Linked DNA regions of Mus musculus: regions 2, 3, 4, 5, 6 and 7 are each linked to region 1. A link is a loop called in an ENCODE intact Hi-C map of the cell type or tissue named here. Cell type or tissue: heart. All regions are shown on one strand. Links, peaks and the distances in the headings refer to the core of each region. The heading gives the core; the rest is flanking DNA.

Region 1 (4,315 bases), core at 108-4,107:
TGACCTAAGAAAACATTTCTTTTGTAATACCACAACATTTTAAATATTTGAGAGAAAGTATAGAACTTATATGAAGCAATGATAGAATTTAAACTGATGTCTGATGGAGTGGAAAACCTTAAATCTTTGGATGGGCAGGCCATATATTGTAACAAGTCATGTCTGTCTTAGGATGTTAATGAAATACCCAGAATTCTAAAGCAGACATTTTTTGATTCAGCAACTAATGCAATGATCTTACATTTCATGTGAAGGAACAGAGCCCATGAGCAGCCAGTAAATATGCAAGAAGCCACACAGTGAAGGGGCAGCTGCTTGGCTGAGTACTGAGATACTAAATGCACCATCATAAATCTATGTGTAGAGGCAGGGGGCAGCTGTATAGATCAGCGCACAGATGGACAATTCACAAATAGATCCCATTCTATATGAGAATTTTGAATATGAAAATGTGGTATGTGTTTTTTTCAGTAGCAGAAGAATGGTTTGTTTAATAATCTGTGAGTACAACAGGCTCTCCATCTGGAGGAAAATTAGTTTTCTCATATCTAGGATAGCTTACAAGAATAACCCCCCAAGGAATTACAACGATGGGACTTGTGGAGACCTTGTGTTTTGAAGGTCAACTCTGCTACTTAACTCTTCCTAACTCCATCCCACTGGACTAACTCATCCCAGGATGATGAAGGGGAAGCTGAAGGACCAGGGGCGAGGCCAGTCAGATCTGCCCAGCAGAAAGGAATCGTGCAAGTCAAGGTTTCAAACCCACCGAAGACAAGAGGCGTGGACAACTGGGAGTGTCTGTGAGAGAATGATAGTGGGAATCAGGGAAGGGTAGGCAGAGGACAAGCAGGACTGGGGAGAAGGGAAGAAGAGAGGAAGGCAGAGAGACAGAGATGCATAGAGAGACACAGAGACAGAAGGGATATAAAGAGATATACAGAAAGACACAGAGAGTCAGAGAGAGGTATACAGACACACACACACACACACACACACACACACACACACAGAGAGAGAGAGAGAGAGAGAGAGAGAGAGAAAGAGAGAGAGAGAGACATAGGGAGAGAGACAGAAAGACAGAGAGGTACACAGAGAGATACAGAGACACATACTGGTGTTATAACTCAACAATAGTCAATATATACAACATAGTACAATAGGATTATGAAGGAAGGCCATGGGATGGCTTAGTTGTCAAAGGTGATTTGATCATGATGGAAAGAGAGAAGTTGCTCTCTTTCCGATAGTTCTCTGACCTCCAAACATGCAGGGTGGCATGTGCGTGTGCATGCCTGTGCCCACGTGCACCCACAAATAGACACACACAAACACACACACACACACACTGAGTGAATGAATGAATAAACAAATAAATGCAGAAAAAGGGTCACAAAACAGTCACATCACCTAGTGGCATTGCCATAAGAGGCATCTCTCTAGTGTTTGGAGGGCTGTGCTGACACAGACAAACCCACCCACTCCTAATTCTATAAAAGAATAGCACGCACAGTACACTTACATACAGTCCCCAACACAAGACAATGCTAAGAAAATTCTGTTACTACAGGGTAGAGACATAGCTCTGCTGTGAGTAGCACTTGCTGCTCTTTCAGAGGACCTAGGTTCTATTCCCAGCACCCACAGCTCACAGCTTCTGTAACTCCAGTCCCAAAGGCTCTGATGGCCTCTTCTAGCTTCTCTAAGAACTGCACACACATGATAAACAGACACACATGCAGGCAAAACACTAATACATGTGAAATATAAATAAATAAATCTTTAAATAAATCTCTTGCTTTTTTTTGTTTGTTTGTTTTTGTTTTACAGCTACCGTCTCTACTTCAATAGTTATTTTGGAGTGCACTCCTTACACTTAGAGACAGAGCCTGGTGTCATGTTGATCACTAGCATTCACAGCTCGTGTTATTCTAGTGCCCGATGCTACCAGGAGCCCACCGCGAGCACTCGGCTAAGCAATGATGTTTGTGCAAGTGGAAGTAACTCCAGACATGTTTCTCGGAATGTCACTCTGTTAAGTGACACATGATTGTGTGTTTGTCATCATCTGGGATCATTTGTTGTTACCCTGAGTCAGAATGGCTTTCCTACTTGCTTTCATTTGCTTTGGCTTCTGGCCAGCCATTTCCTGTCTCTGCAGCTGTTTCTTTGAGGACAGGAAGGCTGATTTCATCTTAGGTGGTGAGGAGGAAAATGTCAATTATTGTGTTAGAAAACTAAGCAAAAATGCTGTGTTCTTTTCTCCTTTGTAAAGACCCCTCCCCCCCCCCCCCCAACCTGGTCACTAGAGATAAGTGTGGGGACTGGGCGTCATTCCCCTATGGCCTGAAGAGAGTCTTCAAAGACTGTTTGGTGGTGAGTAGTTGCCCTCCAGTCCCTGGAGATTGGCTGAGGGAAAAGGTAGGTGTGGGGGGGAGATAAGAGTAGATGCTGGCTGAGCAGCCTGGCTGGGGGAAGCCAGTGCACTGACCCTCAGGCCCGAGCCTGGCTTGGGTACCAGAGGAACCACAGCTCTTAACGGAGTTTCTGGGAGAGGAAAACAGCCAGAGAGGGGTGGAGGTGTCTGAGCTCAGAGTCCAAGGCAATGCTTCGCTTGTGAAGTTGGCCATCTGAAGGACTAATGGATGCTAGAAAGAAAGGGCAGTGGTGGGTGGCTTTCAAGACGCCAGATGACACAGACAGAGAGATATTTAAGGAAGTTGTAAGTACGGACAGGGACAGAGTACATCTAGAACTTTCAAGATCACAACCTGGTTTCTGTCATGGATCCAGTGAACTACCACTCTGGGTGGTGACAAAGAGGCCTAGCACAGTCACCAGCCATGCCAGTTAACAGAACTTCCCAGGCATCCTATGAAGGGAACAGGCTGCCCTCAGAAAGGGTATTAGAGTGTGGCGGCTTGACTGAAAAAGGCTCACAGGCTCGTATATTTGAATGCTTGGTAGAGCTGTTTGGGAAAAGATTAGGAGGCGTGACCTTGTTGGAGGAGGTGTGTCACAGAGGGTGTGCTTCGAGGTTTCAAAAGCCTACAACAAGCTCAGTCTTTCTCTGCGCCCCCAACTTGTGGCTAAGATGTAAGCCCCAGCTGCTCCAGCACCATGCTGGCCTACTGGCTATGCTCCTTGCCATGGTGGCCAAGGACGTCTGGAACCATGACCCCCAAATTAAATGTTTTCTTTTATAAGTTGTCTTGGTCATGGTGGCTATTCACATGAGTTAAAAAAAAAGTAACCAAGACACAGCAGACTTGCACAGCCTTCTGCAGTGTGTGGTTAGTCAGGTTAGGGTTTTGATCCTAACTGGCCATTGGCTGGTCATCTGGATGGGCTTGTGGACCTGCCAAGCCCCCTGAGAGTTATCTTATGGCTAATAGGAAAGTGACGAGATCTAGTAGAGCTGCTTCCACAAGATCATGAGCAGGGCAGGCACTTAGTCAAAGTGAGATTCTCTTCACTCTGTGGTAGTAAGGATGGCTTTCCCCAAGCTTTTGAGGTTCCATCCACTTTTAGTCAGGTTTACCTGGTTCTTTCCCATGGTATGAGGAGCTTAGAAAACTGTATTCAAGGTATGGTTATGACAGCTTTCTGTTGCTTTGCCAAGAGCGGCACCCAACACACCGAAGGTCTCAGTGCTAGAGAACGAATGAGGCAGCTTTGAGTAAACCACTGGATTGTGCTGTTGGCACCTGAGAGTCACTGTCATCTGAATCATCTCCTCCTTTCAGTTGCTAGTTTTCCACAAAGGCCTGCCACCTCACGAGTTCACTACCAGCTCTCAGATCTCACATCACGCTATTCGTGTTAATAGGCACACAAAACCCAAGTTCAAAACCATGTTTTCCTGTAAAGTAGGAAACAGAGTTTTGTTGGATCAGTTAGAAATGACTGGCCACTGGAAACTTACTTAATTAGCAATTTGCTATGATTTCTTGGCAATCATCCTGTTTGCTCAGAAGATTTTGCAAGGTGAGCAGAAGCCGCAAATAGAGTTCAGATGCAATAAAATCCTTAGGAAAACGAGGTTGAACAGTTAGCAAGGTTAAAATGCTGTTATGTTTCTGCAATAAATAGCTATTAATTTGCATTTTTCCAGTTTCTTTTTTTTTTTTTTTTGTATTTGGAAGTTGGTGGCTTTATACCTTGGCTTCTGACATTTTTGAAGTCACCAAAGGACTCATATAGATGGGCACTGAGCATGGAGAGTTTTATGGATAAAATGCCTTTGAAGGAGTATGGGTTTTGCATGCCCATGACTTAACTCTTATCCAGAGTGGGTCTGGTTGCCATCCTGAAG
Region 2 (4,315 bases), core at 234-4,233, 110 kb after region 1:
GGGAAGGGAAGGCTGCTGTGGGGAGAGGTCTCTCCAGATGGAGGTTCTCTGGCACACTACGCTGCATGACTCAGAAGGAGCCCAGATTCTCGGAGCAGATGGGTGGCAGAAGGTCCCACAGACGCTGCGTGTCACTCATCAGGCTCTCTCTGAACTCCTTCTATGTGTCAGTCACTCACTGGGAACCAGGATGAATAAGAATCAGGATGAGCATGCGCACCTAAGGCCTCCACTCATCACTCACTCTCAGCGGTGTTCAGCGGACTAGGAGGGCCGCTCAGATATGAACTAGGGGACATTACCACATGGCACAGCAGTCAATTAGAAGGAAAAATACTTTGCAGCTTGGAGATGGAGACAGAGGCTGATTACATCCAGGACAGTTGCAGGTCTTTGGTGGTGGTGGTGGGGGGGGGGGTAAGAGGTGAGTGGGTGGGTGAATGGTGATAGTGGTGGTGGTGACATTTCAGCTTGAGTCTTAGAGTCAGACTTAGGGGTTATTTTGGAAGAAGAAAGGGCAAGGTCACTCTAGCGAGGAGCTGGCAGTTATAAAGCCATGGGTCTCAGGCTTTATGGAACAGTAAGAACCTAATGGGGGTCATAGCTTTTGGCTCAGAGACAGTCTGTGCAGGTTCTTTGGTCCATGTTCAAGTGCTGTATGCTGGAGAGGCAGGCCTCATTGGTCTTTAATCTGGGCTCCTGATGGGGGCCTTTCAAGCCTGGCTCAGGCTACCTGTACACTGCAGAATTGTACAGAAACCACAACCAACTTACTGGAAGTGGCTCACTGAGAAGTCCAGTTAGCGTTTTTGCTACAGGCAAAGGAATCTGAGGTTTTCAACAGGCTGGTGTCAAGGTCAGATTTGATGACTGGGGAAATTCTGGAAGCAGTATCTTAAAGAAGAAACTCAATAGGGAGACTCATGAGTAAGAAGGGAGCTGATGGCTTAAGTCACTGGCTCTCAGTTTGGGTGCATATTGAAACCACCAGGATGGTTTTAAAACACCAAACCAGGGCTCTGCCCCAGGCCAATTCTTTAACATTTAATCCAAATAAAATCTAGACCAGGTGGCTCTATGTGTTCACTCATTGCAATCTGTTTTTGTGAGTCTTTCTTCAAAAAACATGTATCTATGTAGGTACTTAGTGGAATCTTTCCTTCTTCAATATAGACTCATAGATAAGAGAGAACAAGTTGAGGAAGATGAGGAGGGGTTTGGCAATGCTGAGAGAATATCCAAACAACGGCTTTTGGTGCTTATTTCTCTATGTGTCGACTGACTTGTATATAGGTATATGATTATTACTGTATATATGTATATGATTATTATATTATCATAATATTTCATTACTGCATACTGTATATAGGTATATGGTTATTACTGTATATAGGCATATTATTATTATATTATTATAGTATATTATTACTGTATATGATTATTACTGTCTCACCTTTATCCTTTGAACATGTACTTATTATTCAAAGTAAACCGATGAAGTATCCAAAGACCTGGAGACATTAAGTTAACTTGTTCAAGATCACAGGGCAATTGCAACTGCCAACTGACTGTCATAATTCTTTGGAAGAATGATGAATTACATGAGCATCTCTTTTAGGGTGAGACTAGATCATTGTTGCTCATAAAGTGCTTTCCAGTGTTTTCTGGCGGTCTCAATTCCTCCTGGTGTGTGTACAATACTGTGGTCCTGGGAGGTGATTTTTCCCTACTGTGATTCCTGTCCACTGTAACTCAAAAGAAAATGTCCTCATCAAATGCACCTTCATTTTGTTTAATCTTTCACAGATTCCTGCAAACTTTGGTTTGTTTTGCTGATGTCACTTACGAACCAAATAATAATCCTCCATGTCTGTCTAGATATCAGAACCGACAAGCAGGACATTGTTGGTAGCTAGACTATTCATGTCCATGCTGGGTTCTTACTCTTTCTGAAACATCTGGACTCTCTACACAAATAGTCAGCACCCAAGATGGATCCCATGTCTAAAGCCACAGGCTGGTTCTTGAACAGAGCTGAAGGCCAAGCAGCCTGGGCTCCAGGAGAAGGGAGTGATTGTAGCTTGTGAGCTTCATGGCTGGCTATCGATGAAGGATGCTGGAAACTAGGCACACAGCAGAGTGTGGAGTACTGAACTCTGAATCTGCTGCCTTCAGTCATCAGATCGTATCATTCCCTAGGAATGGATTCTAGCAAGGGGCCTTTAGTCTATTTGCTATTGTTCACTCTCTTGACAAAACTCCATGCATTTCCTTAGCATCTGCTTCTAAAATTGTCATGGGGAAGAGAACCCAACCGTTCCAGCTGGGTTCCTTCCAAGATTCCACACTGGCTGAGCGGACCTTAGCACATGCTATAGGAAGAAAAGAAAGCAGAGAAGAAGCGGCACTTCCCTCCCATCTCCACAGAGAGCCAGCTTCTTCTCATTAGTTCTTTACTGAAGAAAGCATTTGTTACAGTTGCTGTGAGATGGACTGCCCTGGACAGGGGAAATCTCTGGGTCAAATATTTAGTTATGTCAACCAGTTGAATGTATTAATTTAATCATCTGGATATTCAATCTTGATCCCATACATGTCTGCCAAGAGTGACATGACCACATACCACAAAGACCACACAGACTTGGTTCTCGAGTGAGGTCGTGGCCCATAAGCAGACCCTTTACCACAGCCAGCAGACAGTTGGCATAAAGATGTGATTGCTGGATTAATATCCTTGGTTACTAGGTTTGGGGAAATATCCTTAGCAAAGGTGGTGTGACACCATCATCCTAAGAAGTAATAGATATCTCTGGGAGAGAAGAGGCTAGCCCAGGTCCAGCCTACATCCAGAATTTCTCACTGAGAGCCAGCATGGATGCCAGAGACTGACAGGTTTTGCTTCACCATCCAGTTTTCTCCTTGACTTTCTTTGTGACATCAAACTTCAGTGTTCTTGTCTACAAAGTGGGCTGAATTGTGATTCCACACTCTTGATGTTTGCGTGGATTAAAGCATTCATATGTGCAATGGTGACAGATAAAGGACATGGTAACAATGGCTCTCTTAGGAAGTGACCCAAGTCCTTTTCTTTATCGGTCAAAACTCTTCAGGTCACCACAGCACTGTAACTCACACACTAACTCAAAAAGGTATCCTTAGATTTGTATAATTACAAACTATATAAAAGAGGTTCACTAGGCTGGGCTAAGAGCACAGAAGGCTATACATTTTAGAAAACTTTGCACATAATTTCATGTGTAAAGCCAAACAAGTTTTCAGGATTAAGGCAAGCTTGTTTACTTGTGTCACTTCTATTGAACAGAGTAACAATGGAGGTCCTAGCTGGATTAATTAAGCAAGAAGAAAGAAAAGTGATTCATCTTGAAAAGAAGTAATAAAATGATCACTGTTTACACATTGAAGATCTTAAATAAAAATCTTACAGAAGACTATTTGAACCAACCATTAGATCAGAAAGTTGTAGCATACAAAACCAATGTGCACGAATGAGTTAACTTACCATATACCGACAATAAGTAAGAAAGAAAGGTAATTAAGAACTCAGTGCTGTTAATGAAATGGTAAAAAAGGATAAAGATGTTAGTAAATAAACACAGGGAAGGGCCAAGACCAGAATGAATGCAGACAGAAGTAACTGGAAAGACCCCTTGCTGCCATGTGTCAGAAGACAGGATCGTGAAAGTGGAACTGTCCACATTACAAGCTGATCTAATAAATGTAGTAACATTCTCATGAAAATGCCAACAGCACTCTCAGAAAAACCAAAACCAAAACCAAAAATTCTTTTATCAGATGGAATCAGAGGAGCTGTCATGTAATCAAGACATGGACAACAAAGACAAAAGGTAGAGCCTTCATACTGCCTTATTTCAAAACACATTTCAAAGCTACAGTGATCAAAACAGTGTAGAATTGCCATAAGGGCATACAAATAGATCAATGGGGTAAAGAAACCAGAAATATAAATAATCTTGTGTACATGGTCAGATTATCTTCCATGAAGTGCCAAGATCATAGAATGGGAAGGTCAGTTTCTCCAACAAATGGCTTTGAAAAACAGCACGGCTATGTAAAACAGTGAAGCTGGATCCTTATCTCATACTGTAAAGGAAACAAACTGAAAGTGGATGAAGGCCCAAGAGTATAAAACTCATAGAAAAGAACAAAACAAGGAGAAAAGCCTTGTTTTGGGCTTAGAAATTACATTTTGATTTGACATCAGGAATAATAAAAGGAAACAAGCCAAGTATGTGATAACAAACTATGAAGCTTTACAGTTGAGGAAACAGTCAAG
Region 3 (4,315 bases), core at 187-4,186, 130 kb after region 1:
CTACTGGCCAGTCCTCAATGTGCCAGGCTGCAGCTCTCACTTCCTGCCAAGCACACATAACACTTGCCCCTCTTGTCTTCTCTCTGAATGTGGCTTTGCCTGGAGACAGTGAGCACACCTAGTGTTCGTTTGACTTATACGGATTTTGCTCGCTCCAGTTGGACATTACAGTTTTTGTGTAGGACACATGTGACTGTGCTCATTTAATGGATTTAAAAAACCGTGGCTTGGAGGGGGCAGGTTGGAGGGGGCAGGGAGCCTGAGGTTTCGTATCCAAGAAGTCAGAACCTTAACTTGTGCTTTGTACCCATCCTCCCCATCCAAGAACCTGTCAAGTTCTACCTTCCTCTCCCAGTCCAGCTCAAAGGCATCACCTCTGTACTTTTCCAAAACCAAGGGATGAGGGCTCTCCTCTGAGGTTGTATAGCAACTTCTCTAACTTGCTGACAACTTAAAACAATTGGGGGAAAAGCCTGAGAATTCCTGCACGAGGGCACAACAGGGCACAACGCCAACAGAGCTCAGGCATTCAGGATCTTTTGAACATGACCACTTCTGACCACTTCAAGGAATGATGTTTGTTTTTTAGTTTTTTTTTTTTTGTTTGTTTGTTTTGTTTTGTTTTCATATTTTTTCAGCCCAAGCACAAACACATGCATGCCCTGACACCAGCGACACAAATAATATTTATTTCTAATTCTGCAATGTGCTCTGATGTATTAAAAACTTCTGGGTAAGAGCCTACCAAACTGATTGCGAGACCTACTTATGAGTCCAGAAGAGAAGTTTGGAAAATCTCGAACTGAAATCTCCCTAAAGCCCCCCCAGTCTTCTTAGCCATTTGCCACAGCCTGGGCTCACCAGAGAAACAGGCTCAGCAGGAATTTAGGTGCATTTCCTACTGGAAACACAAACATTCCCGACAAGGCTGGGTCAGGAAGGGGAAGCCTTAGCCAGCCAGAGGACATCAGCTCCTTGCAGGAAGGCCAAAGGTGGCCATGTCACAGGGGCCATGTCACAGTGAGGCATCTTGGAGGAGTGACATTTGTGGGAACCAAAGATGCAGGCGGAAAGATTTCTCAAATGCTGTGTCTGAAGACTGAGAGGAAAATTACATGCTCATCATAATCTTGGATATACTGGGAAATCAGCAGGAATTTAAAAATAATAAAAATGTAATACATTTTTTTTTTTGGTTTCTATCTGCATAGAGCGTCTGCAGGCCTTCAGGCCTGTAAACCTGTCACTGAATTTAGTATCATTTCAACTTTATGAAGCACTTGATGTTTGCGAAGCGCTTGTACAATTACCAATCACCATACTGTTCATCTTCTGAGCATTGTAGCTCACAGACGGGCCCGAGGACTTCACATATAGAGTGAAGGGATTTTTTTTCCTCTCAAAAGGAGAAACATTGGTCAAGTCAATTAAAGAGCAGGCTTCTGAGCTTGCACGACTGGAGCTGCTTAAGATATGGGGTGCTTGCTTCTGGAGTTCCCTTCACCTCTCAGCACCCTGAACCTGCCATGCCGGCAGCCTCTCCAGACAGGTACCAGCATGCGACACTTGTGAGGACCCAGAAGGACTCAGTGCACGCGGAACAGGAGAGAGAAAGGCGCTTGTAACCCAAGCCTGGGCCAGCAGCACATGAGATGCGGAGGACAGTGCTGGTTGGCAGATGCTAGAGAAAAGCCGAGAGGACAGCACAGAGCTGTTGCAGACCCTTCCAGTGACCGCTCCTTGGCACACACTGGGAGCTCAGGCATGGGTTTGCATAGCATCCTGTGTCCTGGCTGTGTTTACAGGCAACTCGTCAACGAAACCCAGTACACTGCTGCCTTTCAAGGAATTTTGAGGAAATAGCTTCCAGGGGTGTCAAAGGCAATGGGTTCAGGATGTGTCTGCTTCCTTTGGGAGGAAGGTGGCTCCCCTGGGCTTCTTCCCCTACTTTTGAAGGACAGCAACATTAGCTCTTCTGTAGGCAACAAGTTGCCCTGGGGGCTGAATGTGACTGAAATGCTGGTGACATTGTAGTTTACCTGCTAAACTTCAAAAAGCACCTTTTTTTTTTCATTGAAAGCGAATTTTGACCCACACACTTTCCGTTAGGTTAGTTAAGGCCTCTGTCAGAAATCCTGCAGTCTCTGCGAGTAGATTGCTAGTCAAATGCCAGATCAGCTGCATTTTTAGCCTGAAAGCATTCTACTTAACCTTGGCCGGAATACTTATACCACTGGATCATCTTCATTAGGGGAAATATAAGACTCAATCTCTTCATGGGAGGATACTTTTGTATTTTAACACATTTATGTTTTAGCATACACGTCGAAGGCCCCAGCACATCATTCAAAGTAGGAATGAGACCGTCACCACCCTAACGTTTACCCAAGCAGGAAACTGGCGGGTATTTGGGAAACAACTCTCTGAGATCGTTTTGTTCTCCCTGTCACATCACCATAGTACACCTGGTCACTAGTCATTATTGTTCTATCAACGGTTCGTTCTCCCTGTCATATCCATATACTTAGTCACTAGATATCATATCAAAGGCACCAGGTGGCTCTGTGCTTAAGCATGCTTCTGCTCTTAAGAAGGAAAGTCTTTTTCTTGCCCATGACGTGCGTGACTTACAACCTGTGTATGGAGAATGATCCTCCATGGTGCTGGCGCTCTCCCTGTCTCCCCTGAGCTGGTGCCCATTATAACCCTTTATGGCTTCCACAGCTCCTTTACAATTCAGCTATCTGTGCGGCCAGAAATCATCTGTTGAAGCCTAACCCCCAGGAGTGGAGTGGCACGGAGAGGCAGGGCCTTTGGGAAGTGCTCCCATCACAGGGCTCTGCTCTCATGAATGGGACTTCCATCCCTATGGAAAGGACCCGGTGATCCCTTTACTTCTGGGGCTTCAGAAGAGGCTTTAAGATATACCCTGGCCCCCAATACCCAAGGAAGAAAAATCAAGAAAATGCAAGTGAAACACCTGCCCTTTTTATGAAGGAAGACACTGAAATCAAGTCCAATCCTGGAAGTATTCAGTGTGTAAGTGCCTGATAAATGACTCTCACGGAAATGAGTGAAAGACACTTTGGTTCAGTGTTAGCCACCCAAGCCACCAGACAACATATAAATCAATCACAGTAAGAGAGAATTCTTTTCCTCTTCCTCTTCCTTCCCTCTAACTCTTTCTAAGACAGGCTCTCCCTGGAACTCATACAGAACTTTGGTCTTGAACTCACAGAGATCCACTTGCCTCTGCCTCCCAAGTGCTGGGATCAAAGGCGTGCACCACCACACATTCTGCTGAGGATTCTTACAGTCACTGTAAGTGTGGAATACATAAATGCTTTCCTTACTGGAAATTAGCTTGTCCCCCACACACTGCCTTTCATCTCTTTCTTCTGGTTCTCCTGCCCTTGCATGCTTTCTTTTATCCATGGATAACCACATCTGTCACTGATTTTCCATCTTGTTACTCTCCTTGTTTAGGACACTCAAGCTCCCTTCTCGCTATTGAATTCCACTTTCAGAAACTTCAACTCCTCCATGGACCCTTTTCCACACGACAGAAAGAATGGTAATTATCACTCCATCAAGCCCTTCCTCTGTTAAGCATCAATGCAGTTAGCTTTGTCCACACATTTATGAAGTGGTGTAACATCACTGAGGGGGTGTCATCAACATCTCCACCCTGTGAAGGAAATGTTAATTAAGGGCGGTCTCTGCTGTGTGGGCTCTACAACAGCTTCATAGACAGGCAGGTGCTGAGGAACTGCTGTCTTCCAGAGACACCAGGTTCTGCCTCCTGCAGGTGGTAATCTGTGTAGCCAGCAGCAGCCAGTTCATGCTGATAATGTGTCTCTGGTAGCTCATGAACTTGTTGGCAACTTGAATATGCCCTGGCTGCCACAGTTGAGGAGTGACTAAGTAACAATTAAATTTTAAACAGAAGACACCAGCCCTCACCGGGAAGAAAAAAAAATATGAAAGTGAAATTCAATACTGGCAACAATGAGGCAGTATATGTATTTGATCTTGAAAGAATTTCCATTTTTTTCCTTTGAATATTTTTAAACGAAATGACAGAGTACTAACCTAGAAATCATCAACCTGACATCACTTCACTAATGGTAACACAGCACAGCATCACCTACAAGGGGCAATTCAAAGGCTTCCTTTATCATGGGAGGTACAAGAGGAATAATTATCATCAAAGCCTCGTATTGCTTCCATTGTGGAATCAAAAAAAAATTACTGCTCTTCTCTATCAAGTCCGAATTGCTATCTATGGTGTAATTTTCAGAAAAAAAACCATAAC
Region 4 (4,315 bases), core at 123-4,122, 86 kb after region 1:
AACACACACTAAAGCGTAAACTAGAACTTGGTAAACACAGGGAGACGGCAACTCATCTTGTAAAGGCTTATAGTAATTAATTTCCCTTGAGAGGGACCCTTGGCCCATATGAGATCTGCACTGAAATATGGCCAAATAAGAACTTAAAAAAAAAACCCTACTTCATAGGCAAAATCCTATTTAATAGCTGCTATGGGGGATACTCTCTGTTGTCCAGTAGCTAAGAATGGGCCTAAGAAAAAAAGCTCCCTAGCCCTCTTCACCACTGACTTCAGTATGACCTTGGGGGACTCTCCTATGTTTATGTTTCTGTATTTTGTCATTCACAAAATTTGGCTAATCCCGTAAAGTGATCTCAGGACAGACACATCATTAGATGCAGCTTCAAACACACCTTGCTGACTGAATCCTGTGGTTAGGTACAATAACACAGAGTCTATGACTCTTGAGAATCAGTTGCAGGTTAAACTGGAGCCCTCTTTAATGGTGCCAAACGTCTCCTGTTCTTCTCTTGCAGAGTTTAGGATAAATGCACCAGGAGATGCAGAGAATCAGCCAGAGGCCAGGAATGACTTTTAAAAAATGGCAGGGTTCGTCTGCTGTTTGGTCTTCCAGTGGAAAAGTGGGAGTCACAGGACAAAGAGGTTCAGTAGATGGAGCCAGGTGGTGTGTCTGGAAATCAGAGCTATCCGGTGGCAGGAGCATGGTTTAGAGCAGTGGCTCTCAGCCTTTTCTAATGCTGCAACTCATTAACACTTCCTCATTTTGTGGTGACCCCCTGCAACCATAAAATCATTTTTGTTGCTACTTTACAACTGTAATTTTGCTACTGTTATGGATCTTAACGCAAATATCTGCTTTCTGGTGGTCTTAGGTGACCCCTGTGAATGGGTCGTAACCCACAGGTTGGGAAAGGCTCAAGCCCCACCCAGAGTGGCTGCCAGTTTCCTTCTGTTATCCGTGGATCTAGATGTAGAACTCTCAGCTCCTTCTTCAGCACCATGTCTGTCTGCATACCACCATGTTTTCCACCATGATGATAATAGACTAAACTTTGAACTGCAAGCCAGTCCTAATGAAATGTTTTCTTTTATAAGAGTTACTGTGGTCATGGTGTCTTTTCACAGCAGTAAAACCCTAAGACAGTGGTTAGAGCTAGGAATTCGGGAGTGTGGGGCTTTAAGGACTGACGTATTGCACCATGGCTTTGCAAAAGTGGGTGGGGCATGCATCTTTCATTCAGAAAGATGGTGCATACTGCCAGAATTCATCAAGAAGGAACTTAAGGAATGCTTCTCAGGGCCAGTGAAATGGCTCAGAAGGTAAAGGTGTTAGCCACCAACCTGATGACCCGAGCTCAATCTTTGAGACCCTTGTGGTAGAAGGAGAGAGCTGACTGCAGCAAGCCTGTCCTCTAACCTCCAATAAAATTTAGAAAGAAATGCTTGCTGGAGCAATGAATGAATGAATGAATGAATGAATGAATGAATGGAGCAGTAGAAAGATGTAAGATGAGGCATTGCCCAGGAGATGAAGGATGCTAGAAAACAGAGTGGGAAGGCCATCAAAGGAAGGACGAGGGTGAACATGTGGCACTGCTGTCAATAAGCGGCAAGGAGGATGAAGCACAGATCTGGGAGAGCCCTGCAAGGGAGAGGCAGGAAGGACTTGGAGCCCATCATCTTGAGTGAAGTGAGGAGGTCAGTCGGGTGGGGGTGGGGAGAGTAAAACCACAGGTGAGAAGACAGTAGGGGCAGTGATGGGGAACTAAAAGAAGGAGACAGATGACGGGAACAGCCAGGGAGAAGGGCCAGGGAGCTTTCAGGAGGGAGGACATGTTTGTTCAAGGACTTGGGCCTGAGCAGGGCAGAACCAATATAGGTGAATGGTCGGAAATCTCACGGTTTCTGGAACTGGAAGTTTTCAAATTGCACAATCCTCCTCATCTTCAAGTATCCTCGCCAAGCAGCAGAGTCTCTCCCGCATGACAAATCCACCTCAGCTAAGCAGCAGACATCCTCTTCTAATACCACCGATAGTTTCTTTGGCAGCCTTCCCACCCACCACATCCTGCCCCTCCCCCCAACAGAGACACAACTGGACCTCTTGTATTTCCCTTCCAAATATGGCCTCAAGCCTTCTTCCTGTCCTGCAGATCCTCACTCTTCCAAGGCCACAGCTAGTTTACAAATAGCTCTTGTATAAATTAGGGAAGGGAACTCACTGGCTCCTGGGCAGATGATGTGGAGAAGGTTCAGGTGAGAAAATGAGACAATCAAATATCTCGGAAGAAGATCTCCTGTGTTCTGGGCGGGATGTGGAGCAACAGCGGAAAGTTCAGGAAAGTTTCTCACAGAAATCAATATCTGAAGTGAGTTACCAAAGAGCCTCGGGAAGGCCCTGGGAAGCAGCGCAGATGCTCCCTGCTCCAGGCATGCATTTTGGAGGAAGGCTGCCTGAGGGAGAGATCTTCCCAGAGGCTTGAACAAAAGCAGGGGTGAGAAAAGGGTGGTTTTCAGTACTGGAGAGCATGTTTGTCCAAGGTGTTGGGGGTTAAGTGTGGGGACAAGGTAACAAGAGATAAGAGGGGTCCCAGCTCTTGGTTTCACACAGAGATAAGACAGAGTCAAGTGTGCCTGTGAGAAATGTCATTCCAGGAAAGTGAGAGTTTTTTTTTTTTTTAAACTAGGAGAGAATTAGGCCTCAATGAGACATTTGTAAGTGACCTGGTCCCAGCGGTTGGCCCAGAACTGGACTGTATTTTACCAAGCTCAACTAGGTGTTTCACCCACACTTCAGCTCTAGGTGACTTTGCAAGATTTTCCTAGAGAGCTGGCAGCTTTTCTCCTCCACTGCTAAAGCCAGAAAGGACCAGGATCGGGGAGGCACAGATATTACCCTTGGTCCTTTAAAGATGTGATGGCGTAAGCATCTCCCTTTCCTCCAACTCTCAACAGGTGATCATGTTACTATTTAGAAAGTGAAACCCAAATGCCCCGTTGGCTGTTGTCTGACATAAAATTCCAGACAACATTTCTGCTGGATGAGGTGGGGGAAGAGAAGAGAAGGCTTGGGGCTTTGTGGGAAACGGTCATTTTCTTAGTCAATTCTTAGTCACCAGCTGGGATGGCGTGTGAGTAAGCCCCGCTACAGACAGCACTTTGTCTGTCCTTCCACTTGACTTTATAGCAGGCTTAACTACAGAGAAAGGACATTCCCCTGGCTCTTCTCTAAGTAAGGTTAACCTAGAGATGGCCTTGGGGAAAAGAGAGATGGGAAAAATCCACACTGTGGCCATCACCTCCTGGAGATTCACTGGCTGAGCTACCAGGAAGTGCATGGCTTGATGGCTCTGTGTGGACATGCCTTCCTTAGACTCCAGCAGTGGTGAACGCTGGAGGAGCTGGCAGACGGTTCCCAAGGCTGACATAGCACTCAGAGAAAAGCCAGAGCCCCTACCTCTGTAGCTTTCCAGAGAGACACTGGAGGAAGGAGGACATATATACCCCTCTCAGCCTTCCCTTCATCCTGGCTCTGAGGCTGGGAGGAACTCGGTTTGAAGTTCTCAGATCTGATAGAAGTCCAGCCAAGTTTGACTCATTAATGCGATACCCAAGATCTAACTTTAAAGAAGCCGATAACTTATTATCATCTCTGCTGATAAGGCTAGATCTCCTTGAAGTTTCTCTCTAGAAAGATACTGTGAATAGTGACTCTTCCCAAACTGTTCCCCTGGACATTAAGAATTTGCCTTCTATTAATAACACTTTGAAAGTCTGATTTAACACCCCTCCTTCCTTCTAGGAAATGATTGAAACGGAAGTCCTAGAGCATGGGGGAGGACTTCCACAGATCGTTCCAGAGGTGCACCCTCCTCCTGATAGTCCTGGGAGGAAGGCTCCCACAGCCAGTTCTCCAAGCCAGGCCCCACACAGTCTTTGGTGGTCTGGCACTGCTTCCTGGCCACTGTTTACTCTGCACGCAACTTCACAACAGCCAACTGACTTGCGTCTGTGGATCGTAGCTTAGGAGAATATATTTCTATTTTGATATCTGATGGGGAACAAGATGTCAGAATTACTACTAATTACTAGTACTAAGAAACAGACTTCCTTTTAATTTACTCAAGGAGTGGCAGGGCATAGAACCTCCCTTTCTATCATTATTCCCTGAGAATCCAAAATGCCAATGGAAGTGAGGGGTTTGGATGGGCTGGGGAAGAGAGGGCTGGAAACAGATTTTTTTGGGGAAGTGCTACTAGCCATGTCTATGGCTACATCTCCCCATGTTCTGGTAGGTTGTCCCCATCTCTCCA
Region 5 (4,315 bases), core at 198-4,197, 130 kb before region 1:
GTGCCCTCTAACCTCCACCCATCCTGTAGCTGTCCCATTTTACAATGGAAGTTTATTCCCTCATCAGCGAAAGAAAAGTATACAAACCAACGCAGACCAAACTAAAAAGTAACTTTCAACGTCCAAAAACGTTTTCCTTTGCGATCAAGTTCTTTGATCTCATCTCTTCCTCTTTAAAGTCAATGGACTCACTATCACACCACAAATTTAAACAAAGCGCCCTCCCCTCCCCCCAGCAGCCCTGTCTCAGAGGGTGTCAGCAGAGGTGGAAACTCCACAAGCCTAGAACATCTGCCGGGCAGGAGGTGGGGGTGGGATCATCGAAACCTTGTGGCCTTGTCCAAATCCAGGACACTCGGAAAGGTTGCGGAGAGGCATACTCTGAAGCCTCTTCAGTGACCCCGGGCCCAGAAAGATTTATTACTTCCTCCTTGAGGGAGAAACCACAAACCCGCTGGAATGGGCTAGCACCAGGGCCAAGGCTTCAGAACTGGGTTCCCGCTGCACACAGCGCTGTTGGGCGGTGCTGCTCGCGTCCTAGGAGGGGACACCAGTGCTGACCGCTGGGGATGAAAGGAGCGTACGTCCGGGGTATTTCTGCTCAAACTTTTATCACCAACTCTTCTCCAGAGCGAATCCTGGGAGCCGAGTCGTGCAGCTACAGAGAACCCAAGTCTCCGGCTGTGCGGGCGAGCTGGGAATCAGGCGCCGGCGCCGCGCCCCGGGCGCACCTAGAGCTCTGTTCTGCTACTAACGGCTGGAGGCCCTAGCAGCGCCTCCTTGAACCGGGTCGCATCTCCAGCCCCTAAGGAGGTGGCGGCGGGAGTCTGGAGCTGCGAGGAGGGCGGGTGTGGGACAGGCAGAGGAGGAGGGGAGCACGGCGAAGGGGAGGAGCCGGGGCGACAGACGGCGGCGCGCACCAACCCCGAGCGGGCTGGCAGGAGCCGCGCAGAGGCCGGCCCGAGCGCGTTGCAGGCGCCCGGCGTAGGGGGAGTCGGGTAGCAGCATCCTCCCGGGCGCCGCTTTAGTGCGGCCGCGGCGGGGGCTTCCTCTGCCTCGGGACCTCGTAGGGCAGAAGCCGCTGGTGACGCGGGGGTGGGGGGTCCCGCTCTTTTGCCTTCAGCTAGGTGTACAGAGTCCTGGGCCAGTCCGCGGCCACGGAGCGCCGGGGCTCGCCTGAGCCGCCCGCCAGGACATCCTCCGGGTGATGGAAGAAGCAGCCGCCGCTGCGGGGCCGCGCTGCACCCTATCCGCGGCCGCCGGAGGGATGGGAAGGTTCGCTACGTGGAGGCCAAGAGAGAGCGATGGAGAGCAGAACAGCCTGGAGCTGGGGCGTATGTAAGCCACCCCCCACTGTCGCCTCCTGCCTGCTTCGTGCCCCAGAGCCTGGAGGGAAGCAGCGGTCCCGAGAGACCTAAGGAGACGTCGCTGGAGCCGGGACGCGCCGCGCTCGGTGGAGCGCAGAGCTGGGCTCCGGGCCCGGTGAAAGTTTCCCCTCCCGGGGTGCAGGGCGCCCGCTGCTGGAAAACTCTGCCTAGGGCTAGGGCAGCGGAGTCTCGCGGCTCCCTCGAAGGCTTGGGGACCCCTAGCAGAAGAGAACCGGAGAGAAACCGAGGAGAGTGCTAGCCGGACAGTCCGCCGGTCGGGGATCTGGGGACGCTCCGAGGCGCACCCTCCGCTCCAGGTGAGTGGAGGAGCCCGCAGACTAGAGGGTGGGCGTTACTCAGGCGGAGGAGGCATCTGGACCGGAGACTGGGCTCACCCATTCACTCCGCTTCCCCTCGCAGGTCCTTCTCGGAGCCGCTGCCATGGGAGAGCCAGCCCTGGGCGCCGGGGACCAGCAGCCTCTGCCGCCGCGCCCGCCTCGGATCGGCGGCCCCAGTCCCGGCGCCCGCAGCCGGCCTGCAGCGTCCCCCTCCTGGGCTGCAGGGCCGCCTCCGCCGCGCCGCCGGCCCCGGCTGTGCCTGTGATGAGCCGCAGCTCGCCGCGAGCTCTGCCCCCCGGTGCGCTTCCCCGGCCGCTGCCGGCCGCGCCTGCCGCCGTGCAGCGGGCCCTGCTCCCGCCGTGGCCCCGGCGCGCAGGACGCCGCTGGCCTGCGTCCCCGCTCGGGATGAAGGTATTTCGCAGGAAGGCGCTGGTGCTGTGCGCGGGCTATGCACTGCTACTGGTGCTCACGATGCTCAACCTCTTGGACTACAAGTGGCATAAAGAGCCGCTGCAGCAGTGCAACCCCGACGGGCCTCTGGGTGCCGCGGTAGGGGCGGCCGGGGCCGGCTGGGGACGGCCGGGGTCGCCTCCTGCAGCGCCACCCCGCGCTCACTCTCGCATGGACCCCCGCACCCCGTACCGCCCTCCTGCCGCGGGCGTGGGGGCAGTTCCCGCAGCCGCGGCTGGGAGTGCAGGAGCTGCGGCCTCTCTGGGCAATGCTACTCGAGGCACCAGGGGTGGAGGGGACAAGCGGCAGTTGGTGTATGTGTTCACCACGTGGCGCTCGGGCTCGTCCTTCTTCGGTGAGCTCTTCAACCAGAACCCTGAGGTGTTCTTCCTCTATGAGCCTGTGTGGCACGTGTGGCAAAAACTGTACCCCGGGGACGCCGTTTCCCTGCAGGGGGCAGCGCGGGACATGCTGAGCGCTCTCTACCGCTGCGATCTTTCGGTTTTCCAGCTGTATAGCCCCGCAGGCAGTGGGGGGCGCAACCTCACCACTCTGGGCATCTTTGGGGCAGCCACTAACAAGGTGGTATGCTCCTCGCCACTCTGTCCTGCCTACCGCAAGGAGGTCGTCGGACTGGTGGACGACCGCGTGTGCAAAAAGTGCCCACCTCAACGCCTGGCACGCTTCGAGGAGGAGTGTCGCAAGTACCGCACGCTGGTTATCAAGGGCGTGCGGGTCTTCGATGTGGCTGTGTTGGCGCCGCTGCTTAAAGATCCAGCCTTGGACCTCAAGGTCATCCACCTAGTACGTGATCCTCGTGCTGTTGCCAGCTCCCGCATCCGCTCGCGTCACGGCCTCATCCGGGAAAGCCTACAGGTGGTGCGAAGCCGGGATCCAAGAGCCCACCGCATGCCCTTCCTGGAGGCTGCTGGCCACAAGCTTGGTGCCAAGAAGGAGGGTATGGGTGGCCCAGCAGACTACCACGCTCTGGGTGCAATGGAGGTCATCTGCAACAGTATGGCCAAGACGCTGCAAACAGCCCTGCAGCCTCCTGACTGGCTGCAGGGACACTACTTGGTGGTGAGGTACGAGGATCTGGTGGGAGACCCCGTTAAGACCCTACGGAGGGTATATGACTTTGTGGGGCTGCTGGTGAGTCCCGAAATGGAGCAGTTTGCCCTGAACATGACCAGTGGTTCGGGCTCCTCCTCCAAGCCTTTCGTGGTGTCAGCTCGCAATGCCACTCAGGCCGCCAATGCCTGGCGGACCGCGCTCACCTTCCAGCAGATCAAACAGGTGGAGGAGTTTTGCTACCAGCCCATGGCCGTGCTGGGCTATGAGCGGGTTAACAGTCCTGAGGAGGTCAAAGACCTCAGCAAGACCTTGCTCAGGAAGCCCCGGCTTTGAGAAGGGTTCCCAAGAGATCTGACACTCTCCGGAGACACCCACAAAAAGGATGGTGTTGTGTTTAAACAAACACAGCCCAGACCCAAGCTGAGGAAGCCCACATATTCTATTATAGATATATAATATAAATAACCACACAGGCACTTGCTGTCAACGTTTTGAGTCAGTGCATTTCAAGGAACAGCCCTCAACTCACACGTGCAAACACACACACACACACACACACACACACACACACACACACACACACACACACACCCCTCAGAAAAGGCAAGACTTGAAAGTTCTGACAGATTGCCCTGTGTCCCTGTCTCTTCTCCCTCTCTCCTTCCTCCCTCTTTCCCTCCTCCCTTCCATATTGAAGTGGAATGTTGATAAATCAAGTTCCAGTAACCCAAATCTTGTTTACAAAATTTTCGTGGTATCTGTGAATGTGTAAGAGTAATTTGGATGTGGGATGGGGTGGGTGGAGAAGGGGGAAGTGACCCCCAGAGCAGAAAGCCCCCACTGGGCTGGTAAATCAAGGAGGCAGGTCTTCAAAGTAGACTTTTGTGTCAGCAAAGGTTATATGTGAGTATTAATAAAGAAGATAATAAATAATAGTCTTTTTATATTTGATTCCATTACTCCGGCTTTACCAGTGTTACTTGTCTCTGTAGCTTCAGGTGGACCCTGTCCCTCCATTTCCAGCCATCTACTTGCTAAGCTGGGACAAGCCTCTGCCTTCTTACTAACCGAGAGTTGTTTTCTCAC
Region 6 (4,315 bases), core at 233-4,232, 94 kb after region 1:
TTGGCTCAACACTGTCTGCTCCTGCTTCCTCTTGGTGTGATGTTTGCAGACTAATCTTGGAAAGGGGCCCGAGGCCAAGAACAATTGAATTTACTCAAGTCTTTGTTTACACATCTGTAAAATGGAAATAATGAGGACTCTCTACTTAATTTTCGGGGAATCAATGCAGAATAGAAATGTTTAAAAACAACCACTATTTCAAACCAGTAGTTGTGTGGAACTTTAAACCAAGTACACGGACCTGAGTGGAGACCTTGGTGACTACGGTCTTGTGTCTGTCAACCCGGCCCTGGAGATGATAAGATCGAGAACCAGGCTTGTGGGGGTTAAACAGCCCCCAACATTAACTGCACTGAGCCCACGCACGGCCCAGGTAAATGCCATGCATGTAGTGTGATTGCTTCCCTGGTGTCCAGCTTCACTACCCCAGCTTGCCTGGCCTGAATCTTAATCTTAACACTGACTGACTCAACTGGATGGCCTTCCAGAAGTCACTCCAGCTCCTCTAGGATCAGAGTTTCCCGCTGTGTGTCCCATAGGGATTACAGAAATCTCCAAAAAGCTTACCAGCTCCAGACCTGTCTTGGTTGGCTACGTGACACGTATACACATGAGCAGGGCTGGAATATGCTTCTCGAGTGCTTTCACCCTCCGTAGCCTTGCAGAGATTCTCTTTGGATTTCAAGATCCGTTCCCATAAAGAAGTTTCTACCTTTTGAACACACACACACACACACACACACACACACACACACACACACACACGAAGGGCTCTTAGATTATCTCTAAAATTCCTCCGAAGGTTACTCACTTCATCCATGAGTAGCTGGAGGCTTAGCTTGGGAAGGTTGCAGGGCTCAGGGGGCCATGTGGTGTGATGGGGGGAATCCAAGTTAGTCCTCCACAGCGTTACATTATATTTTTTTAATAGACTAAGGCGACATCAGGGGTGTTTTCATCTATGATTGCACTTTGTAATTATTCTGTCTGCAATAATTTTTTCATAAGACTAAATAGAAAAGGAAAAAAAAAAGCAAGACCAAATTGTTGCTTGTTATTTTGGCTCTCTTTATGATTCTTTTAAAACCAGATTATTCTTGTTTTCTCAGAGCCTGGATACCCGACAAATGTGGATACCCAGGACCGCCTGGGCTCCCTGGTTTTTCTGTAGTTGGTTTACATTCAGCTAGGAGAGTGGAGGCTTTCCAGGTCCTTTCTCACGTTCTCAGTTGAGTAAATGGATACTGTCTGTACTAAAGGAGCCCTTCCTGAATCTCTATGTAAGTGGTATTTCGGGCCATCTAGTCATTCCCTTCAAAGAAAAAGGTTAGAAGAAGGAATGTTTTCAGTCCCGGGTTCCTCCCAGGCCTCTCCGTGGGGCGTCTTGTCCCTGCCTGGAAAGTTTGGAGCTCTTCTCAGGGGTAAGGAGTTAAGGGGAAAGCCTGGCTGCTCCCTGGGTCCTGTGTGCTCACAAAATGAGCCTTGGTGGTGCAACGGGTCTGGCTCACTTTAAAGGCAGTTTTTATGACTTTATTTTAAAGAAGAAATTAAAAGTTTCACTTTGAACATGAACTGGCTCGGGGCCAAATGCATGCTCATTCCTGGGGAACAACATGGTGCCTTGGTTTTGTTGTTGTTGATGTTTTGTTTTGTTTTGTTTTCTTAGTTTTTGAGGCTTGGTCTCTTCTGAGCTGGGTGCCACCCTCCTCCTGTCATGGAGACCTTGCTGGCAGGATTCAGGTCAGCAGGTCTTCAGAACAAGATGTCCAGCTTTGTAAGGAAGCACAAGTGCTCAAACTCTGAGGCACGATGATTAGAAGGGCCAGCGTGGGACCATGAGTGAGGTCGTAAAGCAGGAACTATTCCAGTGGCTGCTTTCTTAGCTTTTCATGGGGCTGCGGGGTAATCTTTCTCAAAGGCTGCTATGGATTTACAATTGGTTTCAAGCCAACACGAGCTCTGAGAGGCTCAGAGTAAAGGAGTGAACTGCGGGGGTGGGGGTGGGGGTGGTTTGGCCTTTGTAAAACAAAACCAGATCATCTAACATTTTTTTTTTAAATCCCGATTTAGAATCTGAATTTGCACTGAGTTGGGAGGTGAATATCTTCAGCTTCTTGTTCGCTCTCATGGCATAATGGACACTCTCTGTGTGGACAGTTTTGTGTGAGCTTTGAAGAACGTGTAGTTAGATGGAACCTATGCTAGCGAGCCTCAGAATAGTAGGGGCACTGTGCCATGGTGTGCAGAGAGGGTGGTGATGAGAGTTGGGGCATTCAGAAGAGTCTGTGCCCCAGGGACTCCCACATCCTCACTTGACTGTATAAACAATGTCAAGCCCACAGAGTTGTAACCTTCATATGTAGAAAATCATATTTAAGTTCTAGCAAACATCTTCTGGGCCTCTAATCATCCAGTGCTAAGATTGTCGTTGAGTCAAACCGGATTGTTTATCTGGAAGGATGTGGGATGTCCTTAGGCTTCTTCTTTTAGATACCAGGAAATGAATTCTGAGAAAGGTCAAGGTTGTAAAAGGGAATAACTGTAAACAGTTGGATTTCCAGAGAGCCCTTTGCCATCTAGCTCAGCACAGATTAAAATGGGCTCTTTCTTCCATCTACCTGAAGTGAACTTTGCTTTTGAACGGTTTTTATTTCATGTGTGCTGGTATTTTTCCCTGCATTAATGTCTGTGTACCATAGATGTGCCTGGTACCCAAAGAGACCAGAAGAGGGCATCTGGATCCTCTGGAACTGGAGTTACAGACAGTTGAGAGCTGCCCCGTGGAAGCTGGGAACTGACCTCTGGTCCTCTGGAAGAGCAGCCAGTGTTCTTAACCATTGAGCTATTTTTCCAGTTCCCAGGTAGTCTTTTCCTTAAGAGCAAGTTGAAGTTGGACCTGGTGGTTCAGATTGGTAATTCCCGCTCTTCTGGAAGATGATACAAATTCAAGGCCTACCTGGGTTACAGAGTAAATCTGTGGCTAGTCAGGGCAGTTAGTGAGACACTATTTTAAAAATAAATACATTAAAAATGGCTGGGGCTCTATGTAGCTGCCGAGAGGAGTGCTTGCCTAGCTCAGGAGAGCTCCTAGGTTTGATCACCAACACTCCCTAAAGAGAAGGCCCACTGTATACTAACTGAAGCTGTCTTTCTGAGCTTTGTGACCTCCTTAGAGGTAAGCACCTCCCTCCCACTGGGGAGAGTTTGCAATCAGCAATGAAGAGAAGACCATCCCAGAAAGCAAAGGCAGAGAAGACTCCGAGAGCCATAAAGCAAACACAAGCATGACTTTCCAAGTTTGATATTGCTATTTTCATTCTATCTAAGCCAAACAGAGACTTTCCACAGCTTGGGAGTGAAATGACGTATTACTTTGGCATGGGGTCAGAAATGGCCTTCATTAATAAACCAACATGCCTGTTCTCCCTGGTTGGTTATGACCCTCTCCTATGGCTAGGTGGGAAGTCAATGCCACAGGCATTTAAATGTCAGACTGTTATATAGGACAGGGCAGGACTTAACCATTTATTTGACCTTTCACATACATCATCTTGTGTTTCCAAATGTATGTACAATCTTACTTTTTAGAGATAAGGAAAGAAAAGCACCAGAAAGGATGACTTAATAACAAGAATACAGTTAAAGTGGCAGGTGTGGGGTCTAAACCTGGGACTTCTTACTCCAATTCAAAATTCCTTGTATTGCCTGAGAATTTAACTTTCCTAAGTCATAAGATAGTCTTTCTTAGTTCCCAGAGAAAAGCAGACTTCCTCTTGGGCAGGCTGGGCATTTCTGTTCTCAAGCACTACACCTTTGACCTTGAGAACAAAGGGACAATCACGGAGAATTAGGCCCAAGTACAGTTCTATTAGAAGCAGGCAAAATGTCAACCTACTGACATAAAGGAGAAATTATGAGGACAGTTCCTGCTCGCTGCATATTTCCTTAGGATGTCCATCCAATTGTGCGGACAGCCATGAGGACAGGAAATACGTTAGGAGGGTTCTTTTTGCTCTACTCGTTGCTCTGGATGACTTTGTCCCCCCCCCCCCCCCATGAATCCTGAACACCAACCTTAAATATCATGAAAAATGTGAGAGAACACTGACATTCCATATCTCAGTGTGTCTAAGAATGTTCTAGACATGGTCTTAGAGAATATTTTGAAAATACACCATGCTCTCTCCAATGGGTAAAAGTTTATACGAGTTAGTACTTGTGACAAGCAGAAATATTCTATTTGTCTCCTAGAAGGAGAAACAAAACAGGAAGCTCCACTATTCATGAAGGAACAAAGCCTGGATTATGACATTTT
Region 7 (4,315 bases), core at 102-4,101, 110 kb after region 1:
AGTACAAGGGATCTCTTGCATTTACAGTGGAAAGAAAAGTAACAAAGGAAGGAAGGAAGGAAGGCAGACAGACAAGTCCTCTGTGCCTGTGCCCTAGTCTGTTTCTTATCATCACAACAATGTACCAGAGAAAACATCTGTAGGTAGGAAGGGTTTGTTTTGACCCAGGAGTTCAGAACTCTTAGTACATGGTCCATGACTCAGTATCTGAGTGGTTAGTAAGTGCTTGCTTGGTTGACTGTTGTTCCTGGGCCACTGTGAGGTCTAACATTAAAGTGCAGGGAGCATGTGGTAGAGGAAGCTGCTCACCCACCTGATGATGGTGGGAAGAGAGGGAGAGAGAGAGAGAGAGAGAGAGAGAGAGAGGCAGAGAGAGAGAGACAGAGATTGAGAGACTGAGAGAGAGAAAGAGAGAAACAAGAAGGGCCAGGGCCAGTTCAGACCCTGTGGGGCAAGTGGAGCGTGCCACCAGACAGAAGAACTGGCCAGGTTGAAGCAGGTTCAAAACTCCAGGGAATCTCAGAATTGAGAACAGCAGGCATGGAACCAGTTCCCTGGCAGGCTCTACCTGTCCTGGCACACTTAACTATGACACCTCATGGAGAGGACCATTACAACATAGCATAAAGACCTGGAGTTTTCCATGCTGATTAGGTATCTTGATAGGCACTGAGTGTTTAGCCAATGAGCATCCCTTCCCATGCATTCTGCCCCTCCAAAGGTATTTTATCCCTGGTTCACCTGAAGTAAGACATGTGCATTTATACCTGCCATAAATAAAGTATTTTGGACAAGGAAGGACTGTCTCTTTCATCAAGGATCGCTATGGGGGGTCATCCCACGATTGCGTCATCATAAAGAGCTGAGCCTAAATCTCCCAGAGAAGGCCTTCTCTCTTTCAGCCCCTGTGTACTCTCATCACTCACCTGAAACTAAATCCGATTTCACCCAGTGCCAGGCTCAGCCATCCCCTTTCTGTCTGGTACGCAGGGGAGGCTCAGACTTGCAGACCCAGTCCCATTCTCAACTCCCCGTGGTCCTCAGAGGCATCCGGGCACACCGTAGACCGAGAACCACAGCATTGGTCCCAGATCTCGCTGTTTCTCACCCGGAAGAACACAGGCTGGGACCGTGTCCTGCCTTCTGTGAGCAACCTGCCAATGGCACTCCATTACCTCAGTGGTGAGGCAGATGTGCAGGCCAACAAGATCCTTTGAAGGCATGCCCCCAGTGACTCACTTCTCCCAGCAAGGACCCATTTTCCGGTTTCATTGCCTCCTAGTGGTCTATTCAAAGTTTGAATTCATAAACTAATTTTATCATTCACTAGATCAGAGCCCTCATGATCTAGTCCCCATTACTGACATACCCAGAGGTATGCTTTGTGAATTTTCTAGGTATCTCTCCATCTAGTCAAGCTGACAGTCAACTGTATCCATCACACATACACACACACACACACACACACACTCACACACATGCTCACACACACACACTCACACACACTCTCTCTCACACACACACACACTCACACACACTCTCTTACACACACATTCACACACACACACACACACACACGCACACGCACACGCACACGCACACTCATACACACAGGCATGCACACACTACATCCCTCCTACCAGTACATAATACCATCACTTACAGGTTTGTATGAGTCAGGACCCTGGGGAGTCAGCCCTAACTTCCCCTTGCCTTCATCCCCTTCCCATGTCTAGTGCATATGTAATGTCTTGTAACTCTACTATAAGAGCTCCATGGTGTCTCGATTCCTGGATTCCCTAGCCTGGTAGCTTCCATCTTTTATCTACATCAGTGCAACGGCTTCCTAAATGGCTTCACACACCAATCTCCACAGCACAGAGAGATCTGAAGAGAAGTGACTCAGAGCACATCAGGCCCATGTTTAAACCCTGATGGTTGTGTACTCCATTTAAAATGGAAGCTCCACTAAGGTGACTGTGACCCATGGGACAAGCTGCCTTGTGGCTTCCCCTTAACACTTCCCTCCTCACTCACTGATTTTTCCTACATTTTAGTCAGGTTTCTGTTTCTTAAGCGTGCTTAGGCTGTTCCTCCTAGTCTTTGCACAAGCCATGCCTTTTGTCTAGAATGTTCTCTCAGTTCCTGAGGAGACTCTGCCTTCTCACCTCACTATCAGAAAACCCTTCTCTCACTATCTCCTTTCACATGGCCCCCAGCTCCTCCTTTCCTGTTACATCAATTATGATCACGTTGTATAATATTCGTCTTGTTAATCTGACCTCCCACTACATTATTCCCCTGAAAGATGGGTGAAAATAGGGGCTAAATCTTTCATTCATACACCAGCACATAGTAGGCACTAAGTATTCGTTTATCCAGTGGGGTGTTATGCCTTTGTGTACTTGATGGTCACAAGACTCTCTTGTCTTCTAATCATGGATTACAAATAGGAATAGGAATCACCCATATGGTGAACACATATTTTTTTCCTCAGTGATAATGACCCCTTTGAATCTGTCAGCATAGTATAGAATACTCGTTAAAAGAATATGAACTTTTAGGTTCATTCCACTGGAAAGCAAGTGCGCATGGCTCTTGGAGGTCTTCTGAGAGTATACTAGGGAACCAGCAATGTGCTATTGTAGAATTTCACCTGGAGTTCATGAGAGAGGCTCTTGATAGGATGGAAAGAAAAAAGCCTACGGTCCCCCAAAGGGGCAATGATAAATCCAAGTGAGGGCTTCTTTTTTGAACAGTCATGGTCTCCCTCATGGTAAGTTTAGACTGTGGTGGTATTTAGTGGAGGGGTCTCTAAAAGGGACTCCTCACAAATGTGTCTGAATTGGGGGTGGGAGATCAATTTTAAGCACTGGGCCTGAATGTATAAGAGGTTACCTTACAGAGCCATATGAATGTCTTCGCCATTCTAACCATGCTCCTATATAACAGTGAAGTCTGGATGGATGCTCCTGACCCTCCTGGGTCATCTCCTGTTCCCATCACATTGATCCAGCTCCACATGGTGCTGGGAGCCCAGGTCAATGCACTCTGCGCTATCAGAACCTCCAGTCCCCACAAGGATGTCATTTCTGTCACTCTTGAGCACCACTGGGAACTTCTTGAACTTCCCCAGGTTACAGAAGCTCATACAGATGTCTGTGTTTCTTTAGCTGCTAGAAGATGTTCAGGATGTTCATCCTGACTACTTTGACTGAAGTCCCAATCTCCTCACAGACTTTTCTGCACGGTACTGTTTTTCTTTGCCTGTCTGCCCGTGAGTCTCGGTGTTTATATTCTGCTGTTGATTTTGCCTCAATATGTTCCATTGATGTAAAAATCAGGTCAAAAGGCATTAGTGGACATTAAACCTTTCACCCACTGTGGGCCTTGAACTTTCCACTTATGCTGACCTTTGAGAGTGGCATTGTTTGGAAAAGATCACAGAGTCAAAAGACAACTTATCAGGGAGCCATTTCCAAGGCCTGGTGGAACCGAGAGCTCACGCTCTGCTTCCCTGCTTGAAGCAAATGGAAGCCAATGCTGTACTTGGCGGACGGGAGGAATTTCCTGTCGGGGCTATTTTCAGATCCTCTCATTCAGGGTCTCTTGAAGGGAGCGAGAGAGGGAGAAGAAGGGGAAAAGGGGAAGGTTGGTTAGGGCAGACATATCAGTAAAGGACTTGATTGGGACATAGGAAAAAGAACGAGACGCTCAGACAGGACAGTAAGTAGCACCACTTAGAAAGAAGATGCCCTCATGAGACAGGTGTATGGTTTGCCTGGGGAGATCCTCCATCTTGGTACCATTTGATCCTTACTGACATGAAAGTGGAGACCACTGCCCAGTAAAGCAGTTAAACCGTTTCATCTAGTTGTCGGTGGTGTAGTGGGGGTTGGTATTATGCTACCATTCGCAGTAAGACTCACAGTTGTCTACTGGGAGGCTCGCCTGATCCGGTGTTTCCTGTTGCCTCAGGTTCCTGGTTCTGGAGGAGGGACTCGGCCTCTCTGGCTTAGGGAGTTCCCATTGTTTTCCCTCCCTTGTATCTTATGGTTCCCCTTTTGGTCTGTAAATTATCATCTCAGCTCGGGGTTGAAAGCCCTTGGTGGGAGGACACAAACCATGCATTTCTTGCCCAGCCAAATACTCAATTCAGATGCTCCTGGACCTCTCTGCTGTGGTTCACCCTGGCTGGTTCTGGGTTTGGACCTGAGGTTTTTGAGAGGGGTTAGGTAAGAGGAGACCCTGAGAAAGCCTTTAAAATACTGAAAGATGTTGGTGGCAAAATTAGGATGAAGAACAATCTGGCCTG

Evidence for each region. Hi-C counts contacts between places; a loop is a spot of excess contacts. Peaks named below come from ENCODE experiments on the same cell type or tissue, not always from the same donor. Only the 100,000 strongest peaks of a DNase experiment are listed, where the experiment ranks them.
Region 2: it touches region 1 in a loop (2.6-fold over the local background); 3 of 42 quality-filtered maps call a loop at or near these places.
Region 3: it touches region 1 in a loop (3-fold over the local background); 2 of 42 quality-filtered maps call a loop at or near these places.
Region 4: it touches region 1 in a loop (2.5-fold over the local background); 2 of 42 quality-filtered maps call a loop at or near these places.
Region 5: a loop joins it to region 1, with 2.7 times the contacts of the local background. A loop is called at or near these places in 3 of 42 quality-filtered maps.
Region 6: it touches region 1 in a loop (2.3-fold over the local background); 2 of 42 quality-filtered maps call a loop at or near these places.
Region 7: it touches region 1 in a loop (2.1-fold over the local background); 3 of 42 quality-filtered maps call a loop at or near these places.

The regions. Positions count from the first base shown.
Region 1 is chr9:95,277,899-95,282,213 of GRCm38, reverse strand. No RefSeq gene overlaps it. Among named protein-coding and RNA genes, the nearest start is that of Gm32018, 30 kb to the left of the region's middle. In heart, for the core only: no CTCF peak of the experiment used is centred there; a DNase peak (open chromatin) is centred at 2,133; H3K27ac peaks cover 964 bases.
Region 2 is chr9:95,164,449-95,168,763 of GRCm38, reverse strand. All of the region lies in intron 14 of Slc9a9 (solute carrier family 9 (sodium/hydrogen exchanger), member 9), which reads right to left. Among named protein-coding and RNA genes, the nearest start is that of Gm32018, 140 kb to the left of the region's middle. In heart, for the core only: no CTCF peak of the experiment used is centred there; a DNase peak (open chromatin) is centred at 2,313.
Region 3 is chr9:95,146,941-95,151,255 of GRCm38, reverse strand. All of the region lies in intron 14 of Slc9a9 (solute carrier family 9 (sodium/hydrogen exchanger), member 9), which reads right to left. Among named protein-coding and RNA genes, the nearest start is that of Gm32018, 160 kb to the left of the region's middle. In heart, for the core only: no CTCF peak of the experiment used is centred there; DNase peaks (open chromatin) are centred at 965 and 1,875.
Region 4 is chr9:95,192,083-95,196,397 of GRCm38, reverse strand. All of the region lies in intron 14 of Slc9a9 (solute carrier family 9 (sodium/hydrogen exchanger), member 9), which reads right to left. Among named protein-coding and RNA genes, the nearest start is that of Gm32018, 120 kb to the left of the region's middle. In heart, for the core only: no CTCF peak of the experiment used is centred there; a DNase peak (open chromatin) is centred at 2,067; H3K27ac peaks cover 1,919 bases; H3K27me3 peaks cover 573 bases.
Region 5 is chr9:95,403,946-95,408,260 of GRCm38, reverse strand. It overlaps Chst2 (carbohydrate sulfotransferase 2), which reads left to right and starts at 991. Exons shown (of 2, transcript NM_018763.2): 1 at 991-1,684; 2 at 1,788-4,315. The coding sequence starts at 1,970. The coding sequence ends at 3,562. In heart, for the core only: a CTCF peak has its summit at 2,631 (motif pointing right); DNase peaks (open chromatin) are centred at 890, 1,440, 2,080 and 2,620; H3K4me3 peaks cover 3,008 bases; H3K27ac peaks cover 2,429 bases; H3K27me3 peaks cover 877 bases.
Region 6 is chr9:95,184,194-95,188,508 of GRCm38, reverse strand. All of the region lies in intron 14 of Slc9a9 (solute carrier family 9 (sodium/hydrogen exchanger), member 9), which reads right to left. Among named protein-coding and RNA genes, the nearest start is that of Gm32018, 120 kb to the left of the region's middle. In heart, for the core only: a CTCF peak has its summit at 2,718 (motif pointing right); no DNase peak of the experiment used is centred there.
Region 7 is chr9:95,169,982-95,174,296 of GRCm38, reverse strand. All of the region lies in intron 14 of Slc9a9 (solute carrier family 9 (sodium/hydrogen exchanger), member 9), which reads right to left. Among named protein-coding and RNA genes, the nearest start is that of Gm32018, 140 kb to the left of the region's middle. In heart, for the core only: no CTCF peak of the experiment used is centred there; no DNase peak of the experiment used is centred there; H3K27ac peaks cover 236 bases.